Regions from separate parts of the Homo sapiens genome. Here all the other regions are linked to region 1. The links are chromatin loops, found by intact Hi-C in ENCODE. Cell type or tissue: GM12878. All regions are shown on one strand. Links, peaks and the distances in the headings refer to the core of each region. The heading gives the core; the rest is flanking DNA.

The links. Hi-C counts contacts between places; a loop is a spot of excess contacts. Peaks named below come from ENCODE experiments on the same cell type or tissue, not always from the same donor. Only the 100,000 strongest peaks of a DNase experiment are listed, where the experiment ranks them.
Region 2: a loop joins it to region 1, with 3.0 times the contacts of the local background. A loop is called at or near these places in 2 of 110 quality-filtered maps.
Region 3: a loop joins it to region 1, with 9 times the contacts of the local background. A loop is called at or near these places in 41 of 110 quality-filtered maps.

The regions. Positions count from the first base shown.
Region 1 is chr11:88,542,489-88,546,544 of GRCh38, reverse strand. The region is part of intron 8 of GRM5 (glutamate metabotropic receptor 5); the gene reads left to right. Among named protein-coding and RNA genes, the nearest start is that of GRM5-AS1, 40 kb to the right of the region's middle. In GM12878, for the core only: a CTCF peak has its summit at 2,011 (motif pointing right); a DNase peak (open chromatin) is centred at 1,994; H3K27ac peaks cover 634 bases.
Region 2 is chr11:88,355,771-88,358,982 of GRCh38, reverse strand. The region is part of intron 1 of LOC101929174 (a long non-coding RNA gene); the gene reads right to left. Among named protein-coding and RNA genes, the nearest start is that of CTSC, 20 kb to the right of the region's middle. RefSeq lists a cis regulatory region at 1,230-1,435. In GM12878, for the core only: no CTCF peak of the experiment used is centred there; a DNase peak (open chromatin) is centred at 1,542; H3K4me3 peaks cover 1,047 bases; H3K27ac peaks cover 2,320 bases.
Region 3 is chr11:88,014,448-88,017,659 of GRCh38, reverse strand. It overlaps a transcript of RAB38 not described here. Among named protein-coding and RNA genes, the nearest start is that of RAB38, 160 kb to the left of the region's middle. In GM12878, for the core only: a CTCF peak has its summit at 1,050 (motif pointing left); a DNase peak (open chromatin) is centred at 1,009.

The DNA.
Region 1 (4,056 bases), core at 947-3,446:
TTCCAAGCAAACTGCAACAAAAGTTTTAACATATATAATTATTAAACATAAAGCAAAGCAAAAGTCATTGTAATAGAGGACAATTCTGGGGAACTTTAGCTATAATTTAATATCTTGACTTTACTCATTAGCACATTCAGTAACTATTCATTGAGAATATGCTGTGTGCCAGAAACTGTTCTATGCTTTGAGGATAAAATGAAGAACAACCTAAAATCTCAGCTCTCAAAGAACTTCAACTATAGTCAGAGAGAATGCCAATAAAACATAAACAAATACATAGTATTAATTGTCATTAAAAAAAGAGAAGCAAGATGAGGTATTACAGTGAAATTGATTTGGGACTAATTTTAGATATGTTTAGATACAGTGTCATGAACAGCCTTCTGAATAAGTTAAAGAGAAGGAAGAATGAAGCGAGAAAATAAGACACACAGAGTTCTGGGAGGTGGAGGTATGTATCCCAAGCAAAGACAGCAACAACCAAAAAGATCTTAAGGCAGGAAACAGATTTTCATTTTAGGAGACTAGCAAAAACTCCATTGTGATTAAAGTAAAATGAGAAAAGGAGAGAATGACAACAGAAAAATGTGGACTGGTATTTGGGGATCAGACTAGGTGAGGATTGGGGATCAGACAATATACAAAATATATATTTTGTATATTGTCCTGAATGTGATAGGAAGCTTCGGAAGCTTTGAGAAGAGGAGTTACATCATAAGATTAATATGTTCAAGATATCTTTCTGGTTTCTGTAGATAGAATAAAATTTAGAGTGACAAGAAGAGAAGAGGGAAATCAGATGTCCATTGCAACAGGATAGGTGAGAAATCACGATGGTTTCAACTAGAATGTATAATGATGAAACTTAATAACTGATTGAATGTTGCGTATAAAGAAAAGAGAATACTTAAAGATGGGTGCTAGATTTTACCTTTGTGAATGGAGGATTTGGACCTGTGTAATTCAACCTCAAGGAGAAGAGGTTTGAAGGGTAAAATTGATAACTAAGTTTGGACATGTTTATATTATGTCCTATGAGCTCAAAGAAAGGTTCAGACTAGAGAATCAAAGGGTGGGGGAGGGGGGGCCAACTGCATTTGATAATAATAGGACTAAATTAGAAATAATTTGGATTGGGGTGGGTAAGGTAAAAGAGAATAGGTTTGAAGAAATATGTGTTTGTTTTTGGAACTATTAAATTTAAAATTTCTAAGAGACATCTAAGTGAACAAGTCCAGGAAACTGCAAGAAAATTGGACCAATAATTAGGAGAGTTTGGGGTTTGTTTGTAAGCACAATTTGGAAGAACCAAGAACAGAGCCCAGAGACTAGATAAATAAAGAAAGTCCAAGAACTGAGACCCAGATACAAGTGATAGCATGACAGGAAAAATGTGTTTCAAAGATGAAGAAGTAGTCAATAGTTCCAGTTGCAGATGAGTCAGGTTAGATAGAGTTAAGAGTCATCATTGGGTATGGAAACCAGATGTTGGTTGAGGGTTTAGCAAAAAGCAATTTCAGGTCCCATCTCTTTGAGGAAGTTTTTTGTCTCCCAAAGGCCCAGGCAAAGATGTAAATCAATGTTCATTCGTCAAATAGAACATTCTCATTAGTTGGCTACCGGATTCTATAGTGCAAACCTTAATATAATGTGCAAACTATCAAGATGCAGGTGTGATACTCATAGCCAAGGATTTCGTTGGTACCAAGAGCACTGAGACCCTGTGGTAGCCTCTTCCAGCCTCCTCTTGTAATGAGTTTCAGTTCTTGACAGACTTCTTGCTTGCTTATGCCCAAGTTTAATGTTCCTAAATCAACTGCATTATATAGCCACACATTTTATACTGGGGACTGTAGGAGCAGGAAAAGGAGCACTGAGGCTTTGCAGCACTGTCATGACACTCCTACACTAGGACTGTATTGCCAAGTGCAGATCCAACTGGGCCCTGAGAAGTGTGTGATGAACAAGGCCCCCTAGAGGGCAGCAGAGCCTCACAGGAGTGGGGAGAAAGCCCAAAACAGAGGTTAGTGGGGAGTTTCACTCAAGGAGACACAAGGAGGCAATGCACACATTTACGGAGAATGAAGTTAAGCTTTGTGAAATGAAGGAAGTCCGTAATACAAGGAGTAGAAAAGTCTAAAATGTGAACCAGACAGCAAACACAAGGCTGGGCTAGGAAAGAAAAGAGTGACCAGAAGTCAGTCACAGGAAAGCAAGGCTTGTCTGCTCAGTGAATGTTATGACCCAAGCAATCATAATAAACAGGTACCATTTCACCATTTTCCTAGTCTGTTTTGTGTTGCTATAAGAGAATACCACGGACTGGGTAACACTATTTAAATGAAATTTATTTCTCAGTTCTGAAGACTGGGAAATCCAAGACCATGGCACCAGCATCTGGGGAGGGTCATCCCATGGTGGAAGGGCAAGAGAGCATGTGTATGTGTATGTGTATGTGTGTGTGTGAGAGAGAGAGAGAGTGAGAGCAAATGGGAGACAAACTTATCTTTTTACCAGGAGCCAACTCTCCCAATAACTAACCCACTCCCATGATAACAACATTAATCCATTCGTGAGGGCAGAGCCCTCACAAAATCACCCCTAAATGTCCCACCTCTTAATACTGTTACACGGCAATTAAGTTTTCAACACGTGAACTTTTGGTGACATTTTCAAGCTATAGCAACCATGTTATCTGCTATGGGCTAGATGATAGGTTAGGCACTGGAGATATAAAAATGAATACAATACCATCCTTCCCCCAGATAACTTTTCTCTTCATAATAAATTCAGACTCATAAAAAATAATGTTAGTAAGGAAGTATAGATAACTCGATCCTTTGTGGGTATACAAAAAGGGAAATAATGATGAGAGAGGACAGGAAAGGCCTCAAAAAAAAAAAAAAAAGGATAACATGATGGTATGGGTCCTGGTTGTGGGTTTTTTTTTTCCTCTTCTCTGATTTCTCTATGTCTTCCCTGAAATAATATTTTTCTTTCTCATTTATTTATTCTCTCATTCAGCACTTTTTTTATTATTGAGTCTTGCCAGGCCCCACTCACTGTTGTGGGCACTGGGATACATACATGGTCCCTGCCTTCAGAAACCTTCTGCTATTTTATTTGTGGTGAACGTGACAGTCACAAGCAAGGCAGTCAGCTTGCACCCATTTGTTTCTTCCAATGACACATTCTGCACCCTGCCCTCTTCCTAGGCTTGAAGGAGAAAGCTTAAACGGTCAGCTCTACAAGGCCCCATGTGAGAAAGAAAGGTAACAGATAAAGAATATCATGTCTTTTCACTTAATCAGCTCTTATCGCTTATGCAGTTAACAAATAGTTGTTGTGCACAGTGTGCCAAGCTTGTGCCTCTCAGGCCAGGGTAAGTTCAAATTACACCACGGCATTTTCCATTTTAGTTCTAGGAGATTTATTTTTTCATTCTAGGACACCTAGGTGTTATTAACCTTTTTTGAAATGAAGTCTTGTTCTGTCGCCCAGGCTGGAGTGCAGTGGCCCAATCTCAGCTTACTGCAACCTCCACTTCCCGGGCTCAGGTGATTCTCCTGCCTCAGCCTCCTTTGTAGCTGGGATTACAGGTATGTGCCACCATACCTAGCTAATTTTGTATTTTTAGTAGAGACGGGGTTTCACCATGTTGGCCAGGCTGGTCTCGAACTCCTGACCTCAGGTGATCCACCAGCCTCTTCCTCCCAAAGTGCTGCGAGTACAGACATAAGCCACCAAGCCCGGCAGGTGTTATTATCTTTACCATGAGTTTAGTGTGCTCTATTTGTTTGTCTATGACAGCCAATGTTTATCATCCCCATTGGATTCTAAGCTCCTTGAGTTGAGAGGCTGTGAAATGTATTTTCTGGATGTCAAGTAGAAAACCAAGTACTATGCCAGGTATCTAGAAAATACACAATATATGTTTAAGTATATCATTTACAAACAGAAGAACCTAGCTTTGAATTCCAACATCAACATTTATAAACTTTGTGACCAATAGATCTCTTTTAAACAGGATCATCAATACCCCTCCCTAGGGTT
Region 2 (3,212 bases), core at 1-2,500, 190 kb after region 1:
ATGGTCTCCATCTCCTGACCTCAGGTGATCCACCCACCTCAGCCTCCCAAAGTGCTGGGATTACAGGCATGACCCGCTGCGCCCAGCCTATGAGGATTATATTTTTAAGGTAATTCAAAATATCTGAAATAGCAGGTGTTTGATAAAAGCAGTTTTCTCTCCTTTCTTCTGAAATTCAAATAACCAAATTTCACATCGCTGGAATTTTGGTGAATCTTTATACGGGGGAATTATCATGCCTGAATCTCATTCAAATACTTTTCACAATTATAAAATATTCTTTCTTGATTATTCTAATCCACATTTTACTAGCACAGAAAAATTAAGTCAAAGACTTGGTGAGAAAAAGTGGTTTTCCCCAAATGACCAGCTAGTTAATGGTAGAGTGTGGCCTGACATCAGTTTTCACGACTCAGAGGTAGGAAATGCCAAAAGCAGTCTTTCAAAGCTGGTGTGCAGTAGTCCTTCCCACATTTTCATTTTAAATTATTCAAACAAAAATTGTTTATCAATGACAACTTCCATTTTCCCCAACTTGGTAGTACTACCTTTATAGTTAGTTGCTAAATAACATATATTTTGATTAAATAGCTCTGAATTATCTTATATAACTTGTATTTTATTAATCGCAACAGGGTCTATTAATATGCACATATGAGAAAGTCATGCATGAATAGAAGACATACTACTGATTAATATGTGTCTTTGATGCATTTTGCTTCCTCCACTCCATAAATCAACTTCACATGGTCTGAATTTGGAAAACCCGGATATAAAGTTCTTCCTTGTTTATTGTTTTCTGCTTGCTACTCTTTTCTTCTCAAAAGAACTATGAATTTCTTGAAGGTTGGGAGAGCAGATTCTTAGAAAAAATATGAAGAGGATGAAGGTTTTTTATTTTTCTATGTTTCTCCTTTCCTTTTTTCTTAATCTCTGGAAACCTCCCACACTTCAGGGCCCAGGGCCCTCCTACTGTGATGTTCTCTCTGGGCTTTGTATAAATTCAAATCTTTTACCACTTTTTCTAGTATCCCTAAGGGATTTTTGTGGGAAAAATAATCTTAGCTAACTTTGATGACGCGTATTTTGTTACAGTTCTCAGAAGTGTTTGTATTTTAACCACAGGCAATTACATTCAATAAATATTTATTGAAGCCTATTCTAAACCTGAATAGTGTCAATTACAGGACCTTCCTGCCATGCCCACCACCTATAAAGATGCTAAGGAAGGCAGACAAATAAATAAATTAAATGAAGCATGCAGTCAATATGGTGATGAAAGCAGGTACGCTGTGTAGCTGTTGTACAGAAGAAGGAATGACTAAGCATTCTTGGTATAACAGGGAGGGCTTTCTCAATGACCCAAAGGAATTCATCATAAAAGTGAAATTTCAGACATCAGTGATAAACTAGTAGAAAAATTGCTACCCCTAAGCTAAATTTCACTGTTTTGTCACATTGAAACTTTATGCAAACAAAATAGAAACTTTCATCTCTTTGCCAAATTTTTCCCTCTGCTAAGTCACCCTACCTAAGTCAGTTTCTCTTTTTCTGTCTCTCTCTGTCTCTCTTTCATCTTCTCCTTCTCTCTCTTGCTCACTAGCTCTAGTTCTCACTCTTGCTCTTACTCTAAAAGCAAAACATCTGCACCATCACAGACTAGCTATAACCTCTCCTCCTCAGATTCAAATCTCTTCCTTGCCTTTAGAAGAATTAATGGTTCCCTTCTTCATGCTCTCCTCACACTGTATTTAAAACTCACAGCCTTTATCATATTCTGCGTATTAAAGTCACTACCACTCAGTTTAGTAGTAATAAACCTTTACATTTCTATTATAAATCTTACAGTTTACAAAATAGTTTCACATATATCATCACATGTGATCCTGACAACAGCTCTTTAAGGTGAGAATTATCTTTGGGTTTTTTTTTTTGTTTTTTTTTTGTTTTTTTTTTGAGACGGAGTCTCACTCTGTCCCCCAGGCTGGAGTGCAGTGGCGCCATCTCGGCTCATTGCAAGCTCCGCCTCTCAGGTTCAAGCCATTCTCTTGCCTCAGCCTCCCGAATAGCTGGGACTACAAGGGCCCGCCACCACGCCCGGCTAAATTTTTTGTATTTTTAGTAGAGACGGGGTTTCACCGTGTTAGCCAGGATGGTCTGGATCTCCTGACCTCGTGATCTGCCCATCTCGGCCTCCCAAAGTGCTGGGATTACAGGCGTGAGCCACCGCTCCCAGCCAAGAATTATCTTTGTTTTATTATGAGAATATCTAAACCTCAGAGAATTTACGCAAGATAATACATTTAGTAAGCAGCTGCCAAAGTTAGGTCTTCTAACGCTAAAGTTATTTCTCTAATGTAATTTTGAGACAATATTCTTTGCATAACATCTTACAAATTGAGGACATCATACTGGATTTGAATGGAGAAAATAAGCTACATATTCTTGAACTTTATAGTTTCCTTGCCTCTTATGTTTAACTATCCAGTAATTTTTATCACACTTTTTTAACATTTATCTTCAAAACTGCAAGTTCTGTTTTTGTTCCAGAAATATTCTGTGGAATTAACATGTGCATAGAGTCAAACTACTTGAACTTTATTTTAAAATATATTTATAAAGGTCTTTCTGCGCATAATGTATTGGATCACTTGACTCAAGTAATTAAACTATATACTGTTAATATTATGACTGGGAAATTTCCTTTAAATTAAGTAATTTCAATTATTCATTCAATTGTAGGTTTGGGTTTTTGCCCCTGCTACATGGAATAACTAAATCATATAATTTAAAGTAGATTCAAGTTTAGACAGAGTATGTCTTGAGCTGTCATTTAATGGAAACGGCTCAGAGAAGTTGCTACATCTAACTAGTGTCAGAAACTTTCCTAGGTTAGCTGACATTTATGAGGCAGGAAGAAACTCAAGTCACTACGTAGCCAACTTTCTGTTTTTCCCACCATAATGAATGTCATGTGCTCATAATAGTAACCCTTTCTAAAACATTAAAAAATATTTACAGTAAAAAAAAAATTTAAAAGTTAAAAAAAATAGGACTTTGGAGAGGCATTTCTCCATGGCATTTCTATAGATCTTGTGTTAGGCTGTTTTTTCAAGGTTGTTCCCATAGCAAAGAGCTTCTTGGAAGCTAGAAATGGTCTCTCCTTACAGGTCAGAGGACAGATTTATTTGCTGACCAGGATATCAAAGATG
Region 3 (3,212 bases), core at 1-2,500, 530 kb after region 1:
GCTGAAATTGTCCAAGGCTGTTGAAAGCAGGGGTCTTAAAACAAATGCAGATTTCAAGGGAGTTATAAAGAAGCCAGTGTAAGACTAGGGTACGTAATAGTTAATCAGCAAAATATGAATCATAGCATAATAAGAAAAGAACTAGAGACAGATGTCCTTGAGACCCATGAATAGTAGCTTTATATGCACATTTTTAAAATTGTGAATAAATATAATGAAGAAGTGGATTATACGACCTTAGAAATTATATAACTCCTCTCTCTCTCTCTCTTTGCGTTTGTGTGTGTGTGTGTGTATGTGTCTATATATTATATATCCTTTATTACCAACTAATTTGAGAATATGATGAGATCACTAAATGGATTTTCTCCACTGAAAAGTACATTTATGCACATAGGTACAATATCATACATGAAGTATTCACAGACCAATGGATAAGAATTCTGATCCTACCCCTAAATGTATTCTGAGTAAACTGACCTTTCCTCTCTCATGTCCATGGTTGTGTATTTCATCCTCTCTGCTTGCAGTGCTTATCTTCATTTTCTCACCTACCAAGCTGCTGCTCCTCCTTCAAATTCGAAGTTAAGCTTTGCCTTGTCTGTGAAGCTTTTTATGACTCTTAAGAAACCCTAGGGGCACCTTCTTCCAAGTGTCTGATCTTTCCCTATTAACATTTATCATTTTGCTTTGTAACTGTTGGTTTGCAAGTCTGCTTAATCCATCCTGCTGTGGGTTCTTTGAAGGCAGGATTAAATCTCTTCATTTCTGAATCATTATTACCCAGATTCGTGCCCAGCAAGTTTTGAATAAATTTTGCAAATAAAGAAAAGTGAGTCCTCAAAGGGGTTAGGGGACTTAAGCAAGTCAGTGTCAGAACTAGGCCAAAACTATGGTGTTTTCTTTGCTGAGTTTAAGTTTCTCTTTATTCTGCTTGAATCTACCTGCTTTTAAGGAAGAAAACATTTTTACACCAGGAAATAGCTGATGGGGCAAAAATGGACTAAAGTGCACATTGATAGGTCATCTATAAGTATTAGTGCTCCCCCTTGTGGCATCTCAGGAAGGTGGAGGTGAAAGTGACCATGGACTTATCAAGGTCTGTTAGGAAGCAAGATGGATCTTTAGCTGGGAGAGAACATCTGTGCCCCGGCCTGTGTTCCCCCAGGAAGAAGTTAATCAGAAGATGTTTCCTTTCACCACAAGCAAAAATTATCTTTATTTCAAGTCTTCAATCATTTTCATTAGATTCCACAGGCATCTGAGTAGATTCTTTAGGCAGATATTCTGACTTACATTATTGAGAATATAAGTCCTCATTATAACCTGTTGAAATAGGTTGTCTCATTCTACTGTTACCAGGTGAGACAACTGAGGTTCAGGATGTTAAAGTAATCATTGCAAGGGTGGACAGCCTGGAGCGCTTGTCTTTGAAGTCCTCTATGTAGCATACTTTCTACCATACTCTGCCTGTTTAGACAATAAAAGTTTGGATTGCTGCAAAACAAGCTAGCTATTGTTGTTGCCAGAATTCTGTTAGCTACCAAGTAGGCAAAGGAAGCTGGCATTCAGTGGACAGCTCAGGTGCAGAAATCAAAGCTGCTTTTTTTCCCTGCTGCTTTTTTCTATATGGAGATTGCACATTGCCGAAATATTAGCTGAAGACAAGGGCTACCCCATTGGGAGGTGGTGGATATGGTGGAAGGATGGCTGAAAGTACAAGGATCTCTATCTCTGATGCACAAGCCCAGACCTCCCAAGTGGCCAGTGTTAAAGTCTTAACATTTTACTTGGAACAGAGGCTGGAGGAGAAAGGAAAAGCCTTCAGACTGTCCTCATGCAAAGGCTCCAAAGCCCAACTGGAAACATTTTTCTTCTCTAAGACTCAAGACATTTTTTTAACCGAGCCAGGAGCTTAGGAACACGCAACAGCTGATAGGGAGCTTTTAGGATGACTGGGTGCTGTCTTTACTGGCAGAGTCAAATATTAGCTTTGATTTGTAATGTTTTCGTAACTCACTTTCCTCTCCTGGAGTCTTATCCCCCTTAGTAGATCTAACAAGCATCTAAATCACCACAAGAGTATGATTAACACATTTCCATATCCTGAACCCCTGCAAGGCAATGATCAAAATAGTAGCTGATACCTATCGATCACTTATTATGTGATAGGTGCTTTACCTTCATGATGATCTCATTCAATCCTTATAGCAAACCATATTGTAGTGACCAAGACAGATTCAGAAAACTTGCCCAAGGTTACAATGAGTAGTCAGTGGATCTGAGACTAAAAGTAAACAATCTGACTCCACACTACATTACCTAATGAACTAAAAATAAAAAGAGTATCTGAGGAACTAAGTCTCCACCTGTAAGACTGCTCACTTAGTTTACTCAGCACGTTTGAGAACCATAGAAGAGAAAAGCTAAAGCTTCTCATTTCTCTCACTGTATAGCTGGTTAGATAGATGAGTAGATAGATGAGTACTAGCCCATGATCTAGCCAGCCACATACTTCTTAAGAAAAATAATGGCAATTAAATTATCACCAAGACTCAACATTGTAGAGAGATTTTATAACTGAAAAAATTTGTAAAAAAAAAAAAATACAGGCAACTGGGTGTGTTTGGTACTTTGATTTTAAGGTCGATCTATTATTGGTTACTAATTTGCTTTGATTGTCAATTTCACTTTCAGAAATTCCTGGATGTTGTGTCTCCACAACTTTCCAGAGGTTGCCACATCCATATCTGTCTTGTTTCCCACAGAAGCCCTGCCGTCCTTCACTGCTCAGTACTATTTCTAATAACATTTCCAGTAGTGCCCTGAGGGTTGTACCTCTTGTTGCCCTGGTCTCTGCCACCTGGCCTTATTGCACATCAAGAGAGGCTCAAATTTGTCCCCACCCATTCTTAAGCCAATCAGTATGCAGGTAATAAGGCCCATCAGTAAAAAGGATTGAGGAAGGATCCTCCCCAAAACACATGGTTGTCAGGGTACAAACCAGGCCTTGCCAGCAGGGTAGGTATGGGTGATGGGAGAAATTAGCAATGACCACCACCATTAATATGACTTGTTACATCCAGATTGTGGCTGTTGTAACAATCATGGAGGATAGATCTGTCTTCTAATCTCAACTCTGCCACTTCTGAACTGTGTGACTTTGAGAAAGTCATTTTGCCAGTCAGAACTTCATTTTTCTGGTCTCTTAA